Linked DNA regions of Mus musculus: region 1 is linked to region 2. Evidence: chromatin loops called from intact Hi-C (ENCODE). Cell type or tissue: heart. All regions are shown on one strand. Links, peaks and the distances in the headings refer to the core of each region. The heading gives the core; the rest is flanking DNA. Region 1 holds the start of Gcc2 (GRIP and coiled-coil domain containing 2). Region 2 has its middle 12 kb from the start of Gm40668.

Region 1 (7,756 bases), core at 1,462-6,461, 65 kb before region 2:
AACTGCTTGAAGGCCTATACCTGCAATTAGTGTATGTCTACACCTGGAAGTAGACAACCTGAAAAACCTGCTGAAAAACACCCTCTCACCTATGAAAATACAACATGTTAATTAATATTCGCCACCAGCGGCCACTTGCTCTGTCCTCTAGTTTATGTTTAGGCCAGGCTTAACTATAGAAAAATATCAGGCATTATTTTAGGGTCTAGGTCAGTCTAAACGTGTTCTATTAGACAATAACAACGAAAATCTATATTGTAGTATCTTCCTTCTCTAGAGTCCTCTGGGGTTTGGATTGGTTTTATCTTCCTTATCTTGCCTTCATCCCCTTGTGAGCAACTACAAGGAAAAAGAAGGCCTGCAGGACTCTTGACAGAACCTGGAATCTCTTTACCCTGTCTTCTCTCATTCGTAACCACAAGGGAGGGCCCTCATCAGACTAGTCACGTGTACCTTCCCACACTGTGACCTCGATGGGTTCTTTGAAGTGAATGCTGGAATTCAGTCTGAGTTATCCTTTTTTATGCAACCAGGGTTACCAGTCTGTGGAATGCTGCCACCCACAGTTACTGGGGGTCTCCATAGCTCAAGTAATCTAATCTAGATAAATTTCACATACATGTCTAGAGGCTCTCTCCTAGATGATTCTAGATCCTTTCAAGTTGACAATATAAACAACACGAGAAGCACCTCAGCCGGCAAATTAATATTTAGCAATACAGAGACAGCATGCCAGCATTTTGAAACTCCTGAGAAAGTAACGGATTCAGTAATTTATTCCTTATTACTACTCACAGAGGAACCTATTTTGAACATGACAGAATTAAAGTCACCTATAAAACTATTTGTTTCACATATGCCTGCTAGTCGGGATAGTTATATTTGTAAAGCACATCTTTAAAAATTAGAAAACGAAGTGATCAAAGGAACGTGTGCTCAAACCTGTCACCTGGCACAGGGTAGTAGTGCAGGGCGACTCAGCGCGTTCCGGCACCGGCCAGGGGACCTGCGCAAAGACGACTTCCTCCCGGACACCAAGGAGGAAGCGGAAGTGCCAGCTCTGCGTAGCCTTGGAGACGCGGGGAGGCGTAGTCGCCTCGTAACGAGACCTTTGACCCGCGCTCGGCAGCCTCGGAGGCGGAGCAGCCGAGACTCCTGAAGAGGCGGTGGAGGCAGCCGCGGGTCGCAGCCGCGATGGAGGTAACGGTGGGCGTCGCGCCGCCCCGCTGGCCCGCTGTGCCGCTCGAGGGGTGGGAGGGCATGGGAGCACCCTGTCCCCGCCCTCGCGCCCAGACCCCCGCCGCGGCGCTTGGCATTGAACCTGGTGCTGGCTCCGGCCGTGGCGACGGCCCAGCTCCGGTCCCTACCGCCTAAAGGGGTCCTCCTCTGCACAGATTTGTTTGGCCGCGCCTTGTACCTGGAATTGGGATGAGCTCTTTTTATGGTTTGTTTTACAGGATTCTGCTCCAGATGCCGTAGCTGCAGCACCCTCCGGGACCCCGAAATCCAAGGTGAGGAGAGCACTCAGCCGCCTGGTTCCCTGTAGCGCATAAGGTTAATGAATCGGAAAACTTTGGCATGGGGAGAATTATTTAAAAAAAAAAAAAAAAAAAAAAAAGAACTAACCTTTCCTCAGGGAGTTTCATTTTAATTTACTTACAGATTTCCTGTTCTTTTTTAAATTTCCTGATGTGCGAGCAGTTTGTTTACTTCCTGCTCCTTGTTAGCACGATGCTGTATTTCAAACATTTAGCTAGTCTGTTTAATGAAAGTTTACACAGTGACACGAAGCCGAGGGGATTAGATAAGAGGCAGGAAGAAGCAAGGAACTATATCCTGTTGGCTCCAGCTCCAGAGTTGAGGGTGGAATAAGGTTGTTCTTACAGCACTGTGCAATGTTTTATGCTAAGTGATTCAGAAAGGTAGGGGCACAATTTATTACCAAAATGTAGTGTTTGAAGACTGATTTCTAGGCATTTGCTGAAGTAACAGATTCTTTCAGGTAAGCTTCCTGAAATACGTATCTTCCCTATTCTCATTCTGCAGATGAGGAAACGTTGTGCACAAAGATTAAGTAATTTTCAGTTAGTAAACCCTAATATTTTAGTTGAAGTCTAAATGTGACCCGATTCACCTGTGAATGTAGTTATGTTGTTAGCTTCCAACAGAATGAGTTCTACAGCTCGAGAAATCTTGAGTTCCAAGCCCTTCTTGTACAGCTAGAGAACTCAGTGTTCTCTGTAAGAGTTTTGTGCTGGGGTTTTGGTTTGATTTTCCATTCACCTAATTACTTTTAGTTATTGAAGTTACGTTTCTCAATTTAAAAAATGTGACTGGCTCAACTGTTTAGAGTGTCTCTCTTTGGTTTTCGGCAGACACTGTGTTTCTTTTGGTGGCCGTACTAAAAGCATGGGTTTTAAAACTCAATAATACGACTCCATCTTTCAGCTAGAAACGTTGCCCAGAGAAGATCTCATCAAGTTTGCCAAGAAGCAAATGATGCTCCTGCAGAAAGCCAAAGCAAGGTGTACAGGTACTGGGTTTAAATCAGAGCTTTTCAGTAGACCACCATGCCTAGCCCTGCAGTTGCCTTTGAATAAGTAAAGGAACAAATGAATTTTTAATTCAGTGTGTGTGTGCGCGCGTGTTTTGCCTATATGTATGTCTTTGTTAGAGTTTTGGATTCCCTGGAACTGTAGTTACAGTTGTGAGCCACCATGTGGGTTCTGGAAATTGAAGCCAGGTCCTCTGGAAGAGCAGCCAGTGTTCTTAACCACTGAGCCACCTCTCCACCCCAAGAGGAATATCTTTTTTTTTGAGGGGGGTGGGGGTGGGGGTTCGAGACAGGGTTTCTCTGTGTATCCCTGGCTGTCCTGGAACTCACTCTGTAAACCAGGCTGGCCTCGAACTCAGAAATCCGCCTGCCTCTGCCTCCCAAGTGCTGGAATTTAAAGGCGTGCACCACCACCATCCGGCTGGAATATCTTTTTAATAGTAAAATGAAACCCTTTTTTACTTCGTATGAGTTGTAAATTTTTCTAAATTAAATATGTCTTTTAGAGAAATCAGCTGAAATGTAAAAGGCACAAGGTGTAATCCTCCAGACATTCTGGGAAGTTGGAAGTATAGGCACATGCTGGAGTTGGTCGATGCCCCATTTAAGAACTCTTGAATTCTCATTAACTTAAAATTTTAAACGCCAAGGGTTTGTTCTTCTTGTTGTTTTCCTAACCAGAACAGATAGAGTTTATTTTTAGAAATTGAAACAGTTTGTACTCAAGTAATTTATTTGGGGAGATGACCTAAGCTTTGGAACTAGACCTGTATTGATGAAATAGATTAATACACGTGTTTGATAGAAATTTAGTTATTGCTTTGAGATTATACAGCAAATATTTACAACAAAAATAATAGAATGTATGGGACATGCTTCCAAGTTTTCAGGGTAGTTTGTCATAGGGGTGCACACACCTGGTTTCTGATTTTCTAGCGGCTAAGACAGAAGCATCCGTTGAGCCCAGGATTTCAACACCAGCTTGGGCAACATAGCAAGCCCTCTACGTCTATGTGGACGGATAAGGAAAGACAGGAAAGGAAGAAGACGTGAGTACAGCTTCAGATGAAGCGCAGGTACTCATGTGCACTAAAGCAGGGGAGTGGGAAGGTAGGCCGCTCTTCCAAAGGAAGTTGTTCATAGTAAGCGGGAGAAGAAAAACGACTGCTGCTGTTTGGATGGAGTTCCCATTTCTCTGAGTACTCACTTCTTAAATCCATTCTAATTTATAGGCTTGGGATTCTCAGCATGTACTTGTCAGTTTAGGAGTAATTATTTTCTTGATTTTTGACCTGGAATCTCTTTTATTATTTAGAATTAGACAAAGAAGTTGAAGAACTCAAATCAAAACCTGTTGATGGAGGAACTGATGATATTATTAAGGTAATGAGGCAATTTTTGTTTACTTATAGGAAATGCCCAGTAATAGATAAAATCTTTGTGAGGACTGTCTCCCTGCTGCAGACACTCTTGCTCTTCGTTTGATCTCCTCATCACTGGCCTTGGTTTAGCCTACTAGTTGTTTAACTCAGAGTGAAGGGGACATGACTCACTTCAAACAAAGAGTCGGCAGTCCTCCCTGACTGTCGTTAGTACTAAAGTACCTTTCCTGCTCTGATCTCCCTAGAAAACTTGGCCATATGTAGCACTTCCATCACATGCAGATAGATTTATACTTGGCTGCCGACCCACATTTGATAGCTTCCATTCTAGCCTCCTCAGGCAGTGTGGGGGATGGTAACACATTCCCTTTGTAATCTCAACTAACCTTGCCAGGTCCCTACCACTAGGTGTCATTATTAGTTTTTGTACCATTTAACTTTTGAGTTGCTTTCCTTCCTATTTCCTTTATCCTGCACCTGTAACAGTCACCACAGACCTGTTGCAGTTTCAGGAGATGGCTCCAGTGTGTCTCTCCATTCGCATGGCACTCCGGCTTCCTGAAGCCTCTGTTTCCTGTAAAGAATTGCTCTGGCTGCCCTTTAGATCTGTTGCAGTTCTGAAACTGGACTTTGACAGTGATCCTGTAAAGGTTTGCACTGTTTCCTTACACTGCACACCTCTTTGCTAGGCATCTTGGTCAAACTTACTGACTGGATTAACAGTTGGTTTTGATAGATTTGTCCCTACGGGTACCTAAGAATGATTGCACAGGAAATTTTAGAAACAAAAGAAATAATAGAAACAGGGTATCTGCCTTCTTCTGCCTCCTGAGTGCTGGGATTAAAGGCATACACCACCATTCTAGGCAAGCGTAAATTATTACGTACTTTTTTCTTTTTCCAATTTTTTATTAGGTATTTTCTTCATTTACATTTCAAATGTTATCCCCTATTACCCCCCCCCCCCCGCCAGCTCCTCTACCCACCCACTCCTACTTCTTGGCCCTGGCGTTCCCCTGTACCACCGGGGCATATAAAGTTTGCAAGACCAAGGGGCCTCTCTTCCCAATGATGGCCGACTAGGCCATCTTCTGCTACATATGCAGCTAGAGACACGAGCTCTGGGGGTACTGGTTAGTTCATATTGTTGTTCCACCTATAGTGTTGCAGACCCCTTCATCTCCTTGGGAACTTTCTCTAGCTCCTCCATTGGGGGCCCTGTGTTCCATCCAATAGCTGACTGTGAGCATCCACTTCTGTGTTTGCCAGGCACTGGCAAAGCCTTACAAGAGACAGCTATATCAGGGTCCTTTCAGCAAAATCTTGCTGGCGTATGCAATAGTGTCTGGGTTTGGGGGCTGATTATGGGATGAATCCCCGGGTGGGGCAGTCTCTGGATGGTCCATCCTTCTGTCTCAGCTCCAAACTTTGTTGTTTTCTACTTTTTTAAGGCTTGCTCTACTCTTTATTGAGAGCTATGACCTGCTGTAGAACTTTATATGCTGAGCAAAAGCACAAAAACATATGGAAAGTTTTAGTTTTGTTGAACAGAAAATTTTTCTTTTTTTAAAAAAAAAAGCGGTTTCTCTGTGTAGTTTTGGCTTTCCTAGAACTCTCTTTGTAGACCAGGCCTGTCTATAACTCAGAGATCCACCTGATCCAGAGTACTGGTATTAAAGGTATATGCTATGATACCAGGCAACAGAAGTTTTCTCAGTTTCACAGAAATTAGAAATGATTTCCAGAAGTATGGAAGTAGGAAGTCCTAAGGAGTCTTTGGTCTCCCAGTAATGTCAAGACAGACTGTCTTTGTTTCCTTGTTCTTATTTTTTCACCCTGGGTGATCAGGAGATTAGTTTTAGCTTTTCGGTATCAAAAACAATGGTTGTTTATAAAGATTAGAAGAGGCATTCTGCAGAGTATGCCACAGAACATCTTTGGAATGCTCATCAGGGATTTTCCTTTAGGACTGGCTATGGCTTTGCAGTTAAGAGTGCTTTCTGTACTTGCAGAGGACCCCAGGTGGGTTCCCAAGGACTACATGGTGGCTCACAACCATCTGTGTAACTCCAGTTCCTGTGCCTGGCCTCTACAGGCACCAGTCACACACATGGTACACATACATGCACGTAGGCAAACACTCATACACATGCAATAAAAATTAGGTTTTGTTGCGACTTTTAAATTATTTTAAAATGTTTCATACAATATATTGTGCTCATATTCTTTCCCTACCCCAACCCCAGGTCCTCCCAACTCTTCTGCTCTTCCTTACCCACCCAACTTCATGGTCTTTTCCTGTCTAAGAAAAAAAAAAAAAAAAACCTCAAATCATAACAAAACACGCAAAACACCATGGATTTTTAGATAGGTCAACTACTCTTGAGTGTGAGGCCTACCTTGTGGTTGATATACCCAGTGTTACTCTGTTGTAGAATGCTGATTTTCCTTCTCCCAGCAAGTACCAGCTCCAAGTATTTTATTAAGAGTATGCTCATAAAGGAGTTTTATCTAATTTTTCCTTTTTGAAGGTATGGTAAAATTCTGCATGGACTGTCTGGCCCTGGGTTTTTTGGATTAGGAGACTTTTTTTTTTAAGATTTATTTATTTATTATATATAAGTACACTGTAGCTGTCTTCAGACACACCAGAAGAGGGAGTCAGATCTTGTTACGGATGGTTGTGAGCTACCATGTGGTTGCTGGGATTTAAACTCAGGACCTTCAGAAGAGCAGTCGGTGCTCTTAACTGCTGAGCCATCTCACCAGCCCCGATTGAGAGACTTTTAATTATTCCTTCTGCTTTCTTTTACTAGGGGTCATGGTTTTGCTTAAATTGCTCATATGATCTTAGTTTAACTTTGGAAAGTCAGGCACTATTCTGCTGGGCCTGCCTTTAAAAGTGACTTGGTCCTTTTCCCTTGCAGCTTTCAATATCCTTTCTTTCTTCTGTGTGGTTAAGGCTGATCAATATGTATCATGCGGAAGTTTCTGGTCCTGCCTATTTGGTGTTCCTGATGGTACCTCCTTCTTTAAATTACAGAAGTTTTCTTCTATGACTTTGTTAAAAATATTTCCATGCCTTTGACCTTGTATCCCCACTATTTGTAGATATGGTCTATTCTGGATGCCTTGGGTTTTCCCAGATTTCACGTTTTCTTTGACTGAGCTATCCATTTTTTCTATCTTGTCTTCAGTATTTGAGATCTCTCTTCTATATCTTAACCTCTGTTAATGAGATTTACTGCTGAGAGCCTGCCTGGGCACTGGTTCTCTCTAGAAGGCAGCAGAGGAGGTCTGCTGAGGGCAAAACGTGGTTTTGCGAAAGTAAAAGTTGCTTAGTATGAATAATATTTCATCTCCTTCATTCTTCTGTTATTCTGGGGCCAGAAGTGGACAGCTTCAGACACATTAGCACCTGTTGGTTAACAACTGGGGGGTGGGAGAGTTTTAGGTAAAGGATTTATTGCTAGTGCTCCCTTCTCTGACCAGGCAGCCAGGAGCCCCTCACTGGCCAGTCTGGTTAACTCTTTGTGAACCAGAGAGGAGGAAGAAAAGGAAAATAGTTAAAAACCCATTACACAGGCAAATATACACAGACACGTACACACATTCACACTTTATTTCTTTTCTCTGTCCTTTTTTATATTCAAAAGTTCTCAGAAAATTACCTCATAGATAAAATGTTATATAAAATGGGAGTTACAAAAGGATCTCAATATTAAGTTTGAAGCAGTGTTTCATTCTGTAAGTTCAAAGCAACAATTTCATATGGCCTTGTCCTATCATAGTGTACACCTGTGGCTTCATCCTGGGATGA
Region 2 (7,756 bases), core at 1,358-6,357:
ACAGTGGGGAGAAGGAACTTGTAGAGTCCACCTCCAGTAGAAAGACAGGGCATCAAGTGGAGGTATGGGGTTGCCATCCCACAGTCAAAAACTCTGACCCATAATTGCTCTTATCAGGACAAAAATGGAGAAGAGCCTAAGGGAAAGGAGATCCAGTGACAGGCCCAAATTGGGATCCCGTTCAAGGGGAGGCCCCAAGACCTGACACTATTGCTGATGGATGATATGGTGTGCTTACAAACAGGAGCCTAGCATGACTGCCCTCCAAAAGGCCCAACAAGCAGCTGATGGAGTGAGATGCAGATACTTACACTCAAATAATGAACAGAAGCTGGGGACCCCTGTGGTTGAATTAGGGAAAAGCTGGAAGAAGCTGAGGAGTAGGGCAACCCCGTAGGAAGACCAGCAATCTCAACTAACCTGGACCCCTGAGATCTCTCAGACCCTGAGCCAGGCAACATACACCCCTGATATGAGGCCCCCAGAAACATATACAGCAGAGCAGTGACAGATCTGTCCTTAGTGAGACAAGATGCACCTAACCCTAGAGACTTGAGACCTCAGGGAGTGGGGAGGTCTGGTGAGGTAGGGGTGGAAAGAGTGGGGACATCTTCTTGGAGACAGAGGTGGGGGGAGGTATAAGATGAGGAATGGTCAGAGGGCAAACTGGGAGGGGGAAAAAGACTGGACTGTAAAAAAGGATTAAAGAATAAAACATTTTAAAAGAGAACTCCATATTTCAGGATAGCAATGGAAGTCTCACTGTTTTGGTTCCTGGTCTACTGCTGTGAAGAGATACCATGACCCAGGCAACTCCGGTAAAAGTATTTAATCAGAGTCTTGTGTACAGTTTCAGAGGGTTATTCTGTTATCATGGTGGAGAGCATAATACTGGAGTTGTAGCTGAGAGGTTTATATACTGATTTAGGCAGGCAGCAGAGAGAGGCAGTAAGACCGGGCAGAAACCTCAAAGCTCATCTCTAGTTAAACCTTTTCTCCAATAAGACCGAACCTATGTCAACAAGGTCCCTTCCCATACTCATTGGCAACAATCCCTCAAGTGGATTTTTGTTTGTTTGTTTGTTTTGTTGTTTGTTGTTTGTTTTTCAAGACAGGGTTTCTCTGTATAGCTCTGGCTGTCCTGGAACTCACTTTGTAGACCAGGCTGGCCTCAAACTCAGAAATCCACCTGCCTCTGCCTCCCAAGTGCTGGGATTAAAGGTGTGTGCCACGCCCAGCTCAAGTGGATTTTTTTGCTGAACTATTTCTCCAGCCCCAATACAAGAAATATTGTACATGATGGATTCAAAAAAATATTTAAAAATGAAGTCAGACTGGGTTCTTATAAACTCCACTGATCTCATACATGATCATGTGGGAGTAATGGGATTTGTCATGCACAACTCAGCGGAGTGGAATTTTAGGAATGCTAAACTGTCCTTTTTCCAGAAACATCTTGCACAAATATTCTCCTTGTCCAAGTTTTTTCTTAACATGATCAGCGTGGGGCTGGAATGTAGCTCAGTGGAAGAATCCTTGCTTTCTGTACATGAAGCCTTAGGTTCCTTTCTCAGGTGTTGTAAAGACCTTGGTGTTCAGAGAATGTGATGTCGGGCTCATCTTTGTTATAAACTTCACTGAATCGGGAATCAACTCACCCACTGGGCACTCCTGTGAATTTCTTTTTTAAAAAGATCAATTTATTTGAAGCCTGAAAGTAGGCAGCATCCTTCTGGTGGTAGCCCAGATATAAGAACAAGAGTGTGAACTTTCCTTTTTACCTGTTGGTCCTCTTTGAGGTTCTTTGAGCTAATTTCGTTGAGCTTCCAATGCAGGTCTCCAGGATTGTTCTAGGCTTTCAATGCCAGATTTGGACTGCTGAGTCATTGAACTTTCTCACTGAGCAACTACTGGACTCTTGGCTTCTTCAATGTGAGTTTTGAACCCAGGACATTTAGAGTCCAAGATTTCACTCTGAATTAATGTACAATATTGCCCAGCACGTAGTATTAGTTTTCTAGTATAACAAAAATGGTAAAGATAGAGTAAAACTTAGTTCTGAAGATAAAGGAGTTGTCTAACTAGTCTATTATTTGGGGGCAGGAAATGGTTTCCCCTGTCCTCTTATTACACACTTATGTGGTAGAGACAAAGGGAGATGGAAAATAAAAAAAAAAAGCCTCATCATTTTCTTAGTTTTTGTTTTATTTTTGTTTGTTTGGAGACAGGGTCTCACTATGTAGCTGTGGCTGTTCTAGAACTCTCTATGTGGACCAGGCTGGCCTCCAATTCACAGAGATCCATCTGCCTCCGCCTCCTGAGTGCTGGGATTAAACGTGTGCACCACTATGCACAGCTGTGGGGGGAGGGATGCATATTTAACTATTTATTTTGGATATTCTTTTCATTAACTCTTTGTGGGGCTGCAGAAAGAGCTAAGCAGTGAAGCATGCTTGGTGCTCTTGCAGAGGACCTCAGTTTAGTTCCCAGCACTCACAGGTCAGCTCACAAACATCTGTAACCCCAGATCCAAGGGCTCCAACGCTGTCCTCTAGTCTCTGAGGGGTACATAGGTGGTGAGTAGGCATATATGAATGCACTCATACTCACACACACATTTTTTTTTCAATTTGTGTGTACTTTGTATTTTTGGTGTACATATTCACACATATGTGAAAAACGTCCAAATATCAAATTTTGTTTTTAAAAGCTGACTGTTGACAGCCTGGTCAACAATAAAGAAATTGTCATGGTAGCATCCTTTTTTATTCTGAGATACTGTAAAGTTGAGCAGTTAGAAATTCAATCCCGTTTTCTAGAACAACCATATTTTTCTAAGCTTTCTTTGTGGCAGACTTTGGTCAACCACAGAAGTAGAATCACTCTGAAAGCACATTCCTCAAATGGCATTACTATGATGAAGCTAAAAACCACTAATCAAGAAGCAGCCAGTTTTTACCCAACTATCCCAAAATGGCAGCAAGATTTTTTTTTTCCTTTTGGAAGCAAAAATCTTTAAATTCTATTTCGTAGCATTTATTTATTGTGTATATATGTGTTTGGAGGTCAAAGGACAAGTGGAAATGATTGTCTCCTTACACCATCAGGGATTGAATTGTTGAGCCATCTTGGAGGTCAGCTAAAATTCTAACAGAGCAAGAAAGTCCGGCAGGCTGGAAATGCACAATCCAGATGAGGCCTCCTCCCTGGAAGACTTGCAGGACATCCTCTTTGGCACAATCTCCTTAGGACCTTCGCAGAGCAGATGGGAACCCTGTATAATCCCCACGCCCTTCAGACAGAACCAGGTGGCCTAACGCCAAGTTGAGTCAGAGGCTCAAGCCAAGGGTACTCTTGCCTGTTCTTTGACCATTACACCCTACCAAGTGTTCCCGGCGATTAGACTCTGTGATCCTCCACCCTCGGAACACCCATAAGCCTCTCTGCCTGCTTGGGGCTAGGAAAAGCGCCTACAGCCAAACTTGGAGAAAGCAGGCTTGGGGCCAAGCCGAAGAAGGGGCGGGACTATGTGGAGGAAGGAGGAGCTATGACAATTAAGGAGCGGGGCCAAGACCCAAAACGGCCCAATGCTGGAGGGTCTTCGCCGCGCTCCACCTCCCAGCCTCTGCCCCTTGACTTCGCTCCGCCCCGTTCCGGGTCCCTCCCCCCAACCCCCGGCCCGCCCAGTCTACGCAACACCCCAAGCGCACCGTCCTACCCACGCGAGGTTTAACCACGCCCTCTCAGAAAACTTCGCCCCGCCCTAGTCCGGCTTTGGCGGGCCTTAGCCACGCCCCCTCGCGAGCCTAGGCTGGCGCTCTTCGGGGCGTGGTCAACGCCGCCATTTGCGGGCCACTACCAGCTAGTGGCCGCGGGGCCGCCTCGTCCCGCCCCCTTCCTGCCTGGGACCGGCCCTCAAATCGACTGCTCGCCGCCGCAGCGAGGGAAGAGGGTGCGGCCGCCGCGGCGGGGACTGAGGCACAGACTGACCCGGCGTGGACCGCGGAGATGCTGGGCGTGGCGGCCGGAATGACCAACAGGTACGGGCGCGCGCGCGCTCTGCGACCCGCCGCTGCCCGAGCCTCCTCTGGGCCCGGCCCGGCGGGCGGGCAACCTTCGCCTCCGCGCGGCCTGCGGCTGGCGAGAGGCCCGGACACACACCGCCCAAGCCCGAGGCGGGAGAGGCCTTCATGGTCCTGCTGAGCTGTCCTGTGCGGCCTAGGGGTGTAAGGGCAGATGCTGTCCCAGAGTTTGGCTAATAGTACTTTACATTCTACCGACAAGAAGAATGGATCAGAGGGTCTCAGGGTCACGCAGTCCAATACATTTGTTATATTAGAAATGAAAACGGACGTGTAAAATGTTTATTCGTTGAATGATACGTGATCTATTAACATGCATAACAATTGAATGAAAATAGCATACCCTAAACAGAAAAGTTAAGACGAACAGCCTGATACATGTTTGTTTTACAGATCCTTTCCACGTCTGGCTTAATAGAAAAAGCAGCTGGGTTCCCCTTTTGCATTGTCTTTTGTGATGTGTTTTGAATGAACTATTTAAAAGAAATTCGATTTTAAGTAGATGAAGAGAAATATTCGAATGGCTTTTCCAAATACTTGTGGGTATTCTTTATGATTCTGCCAGAAGTTCAGAAGATGTTTCTTCAAAGACTAGTTTTAATATGAAACCCGAGCTCACAGTTATATGAAAATTCCTCAGACTGTCTTGTATTTGAATGGAACTGTTACTCATAATGGATTTTTATTGGCTTACCCTATTAAGGAAGATTCTGGATGCTAACACAGGGTATTAATGTCTCTAAGTGAGCTTCGTTAACATCACCACCGGTTTCATTCAGTTCTTAACTATTCAGGAAGCTGTCAGACTCGACAGGCTTCACACTCCAGCATTGCAATTTTCAGTGGAAATCGCGAAGCTTTTCTCATTATCAACAAAATATTGTCAGTTGTCCCCAAAATTTAGTTTCAAGGAAATGTTTGCTAAGTCACTGTTGGTTTTTTTTTTTTTTTTTTTTTGATGTTCCTTCAGAACAAATAGTATTTCAAGAAAAAATGCTTCTAACTCAGCCCAGTGTTTAACATAATAATGTGCTCAAGCTCTATTGCTTTGGGATGTAGCAGGGGCACTGTCCGCACACTTACCATTGGGTTCCAGGCACCTAGGAAGAGGATCAAGAGCTAAGAATTTGTACAACCACTGTACTCATCAGAAGCAATTATTGTATTGGCCATGGACATTGTCCACCTGGATAAAGGATGTGTGGAATATTGATTGCAGGGGTTACAGATGTGACCACCATGTGCGCCCCGCCCCCATTTTTATGCATTAAGTACATCCATATTGGTACACTACTGTTGCCCTCAGACATCTACAAAACTGAAGCTGTTGTACACAGTGAACAGTTCTCCATTCCTTGTTCCCCCAGCTCCTGGCAACTGCCATTTTTCTTGCTTGTTTTAACTTTTCAGTATCCCGGATAAGTGGAGTTACACAGTCTTCCTTTCCTGTGCCATAGTTTGCTGAGTGATAACATGGATGTACAGCAGTTTGTTGTACTCTTCACCTGAAAGACATTTGGGTGTTTGCCTTTTTTTTTTTTTTTTTTTTTTTTAAGAAATTAAAAATAAAGTTAGTGTGGGTGTTCATGTACAGGTTTTAGTGTGAACATGATCATGTTTTTCCTTTCTGTAAAATAAATGTCTAAATGTATAAACTTGCCAGACTGTGCAGTAATTTTACGTTTACCTTTTAAAGAAATGGATGGAATGTTTTCTCAGAGTGACTGTATTATTTATTTCATCAGACACTTAAAGGAGAAATTGACATTCTTATCCTGTATGTAAAGAATTCGGTAAAGCTATCGTGGCCTTCCCAGTATTTCTTTTTTTTTTTTCTTTTTAACGATATGTATGTTTGTGGGCATGAGCATGTAAGTGCAGGTACCTACAGAGGCCAGAGGATGCCCCTAAGTCTGGAGTTACAGGGGGTTTGTGAGGTGACTGAATTGGGAGCTAGGAATGGAACGAGGGTCTTCTGTAATATTCATGTTTTCACCCACCGAGCCATCTCTCTCTTCAGCCCCAAAATAGTTCTTGAATGAGAGCTGTAGTATGGACTTTTCATTCATAGGGAGTTTGTTTGGTTGAGTTTTTTGAGACAGGATTTTGACTTGATTATTAGGACTTAATGACAAAGAGCAACCCTGGGTCCTAAAGTTCCTGTAAGGCAGTGCCATCATGAACAGGGAAACTCTGATGGCACTTTCTAAATGTGCCATGTCCTATGTCTGCTTCTGAAGTAGGGAAATCGCCTTGTGGGATGTTTTGCTTTGTTTGTGTTTTTGTTTTAAGTCTGGGTCTCATAGTCTAGGCCAGCCTTGAACTTACTATTGTAGCCATAGTAACCAAGAACGTAAAGCAACCGAGGATCTAAAGTAAGTAAGCCAAGGGTGATTTTTTAATTTCTCATCCTCCTCTTGAATGCTAGAATAAAGGCATGTCTCACCCGTTTTTCATGGGTTTCTGCAGAGCTGGGGGTCAAGTCCATGGCTTTATGTATGTAAGGGAAGTACTCTATCCCCTGAGGTAATATCCCCAGCCCTGAAATACCTTAGTTCTTTAGCTGTTCTGTGCTCTACAGTGTGCTCTACAGTCTTGGAGAAAAAAAGTCCATCAGGATTGTGCCCTTACTTGCTTGTTTGTTTATTATGAGATTGCACTATATTGATTTTAGCATTTGCATTCTCTCTCTTTGTGTGAGCCAAGTGGCTCTTCTCCTTGGTAGTTCTTTATGATGCTAAGTGCGGGTTCTGGAAATGAGCTTTCTCTCCTTCCCTGGGAGGGCTCAGCCTCTCCTTCGGGTGGAGAAACTCAGCAACCTTAGAAAGCCATAATGGGAGAGCAGAGCCTAATTCTCCAAGTATATTTTCAGTAACACATTTGTTCTTGAGACGATCCTTTAAGTATGCCTCAGTTCAGACCATATCATTGAGTAGGGTTGCATTAAAATAGCAGGAAAAACGTGTCAAACCACTTGTTGATTTTACAGTTCTTACAACCGCTCTAAGCTATGGTTTCTTAATTCAGGAAGACCATTTACATTGCCTACAGAACCTTAATGTATTCCAGAGGACTCAGAGCTTAATGCCTTAAGCTATTTAAAGCAAGAATTATACAACCTGTTTTCTAATGCTAAACCTTCTCCAGTGGTGGGTGGTTGTGGTAGTTGTTGTTCTTAATTTTGTGCATAGTTGTTTTGCTTGCATGTATGTGTATGGACGCTGTGAGTGCAGTTCCCTCAGAGAGCTCTGGGTTCCCAGGAACTGGAGCTTCAGAAGTTGTGAGCTAGTGCTCCTGATGGATGAACCATCTTTCCAGCCTCCAGCAGTAGGAGTTTTATGTCCCCTCATCGTGATGTTATTTATTTCATTTGACAGCATCAGGTATTTCCACAGTGAAGCTTAGTGTGTGTGTGTGGGCACATACATGAGAGGACTATATATATTTTTCCTGCTTCTTTTTTCATGTTGAAGTACATTTTGGAGCTTTAATGAGTCTACCAACTCTTTAAAAAAAAATGTATACGGGTGTTTTGCCTGCATATAGGTCTGTGTATCACGTGCTTGCAGTGCAGAAGGTGTGGCAATGCAGTTGGTTGTAAACCACCTTGTGCTAGGACTCAAACCTGAGTCCTCTGGAAGAGCAGCCAGTGCTCTTGACCCCTGGGGTATCTC

Evidence for each region. Peaks named below come from ENCODE experiments on the same cell type or tissue, not always from the same donor. Only the 100,000 strongest peaks of a DNase experiment are listed, where the experiment ranks them.
Region 1: it touches region 2 in a loop (2.8-fold over the local background); 2 of 42 quality-filtered maps call a loop at or near these places.

Annotation. Positions count from the first base shown.
Region 1 is chr10:58,254,372-58,262,127 of GRCm38, forward strand. Gcc2 (GRIP and coiled-coil domain containing 2) reads left to right here and starts at 1,155. Exons shown (of 23, transcript NM_027375.2): 1 at 1,155-1,200; 2 at 1,458-1,511; 3 at 2,449-2,533; 4 at 3,870-3,937. The coding sequence starts at 1,195. In heart, for the core only: a CTCF peak has its summit at 4,342 (motif pointing right); no DNase peak of the experiment used is centred there; H3K4me3 peaks cover 752 bases; H3K27ac peaks cover 125 bases.
Region 2 is chr10:58,319,648-58,327,403 of GRCm38, forward strand. It overlaps a transcript of Lims1 not described here. Among named protein-coding and RNA genes, the nearest start is that of Gm40668, 12 kb to the left of the region's middle. In heart, for the core only: no CTCF peak of the experiment used is centred there; DNase peaks (open chromatin) are centred at 3,424 and 3,804; H3K4me3 peaks cover 2,946 bases; H3K27ac peaks cover 2,087 bases.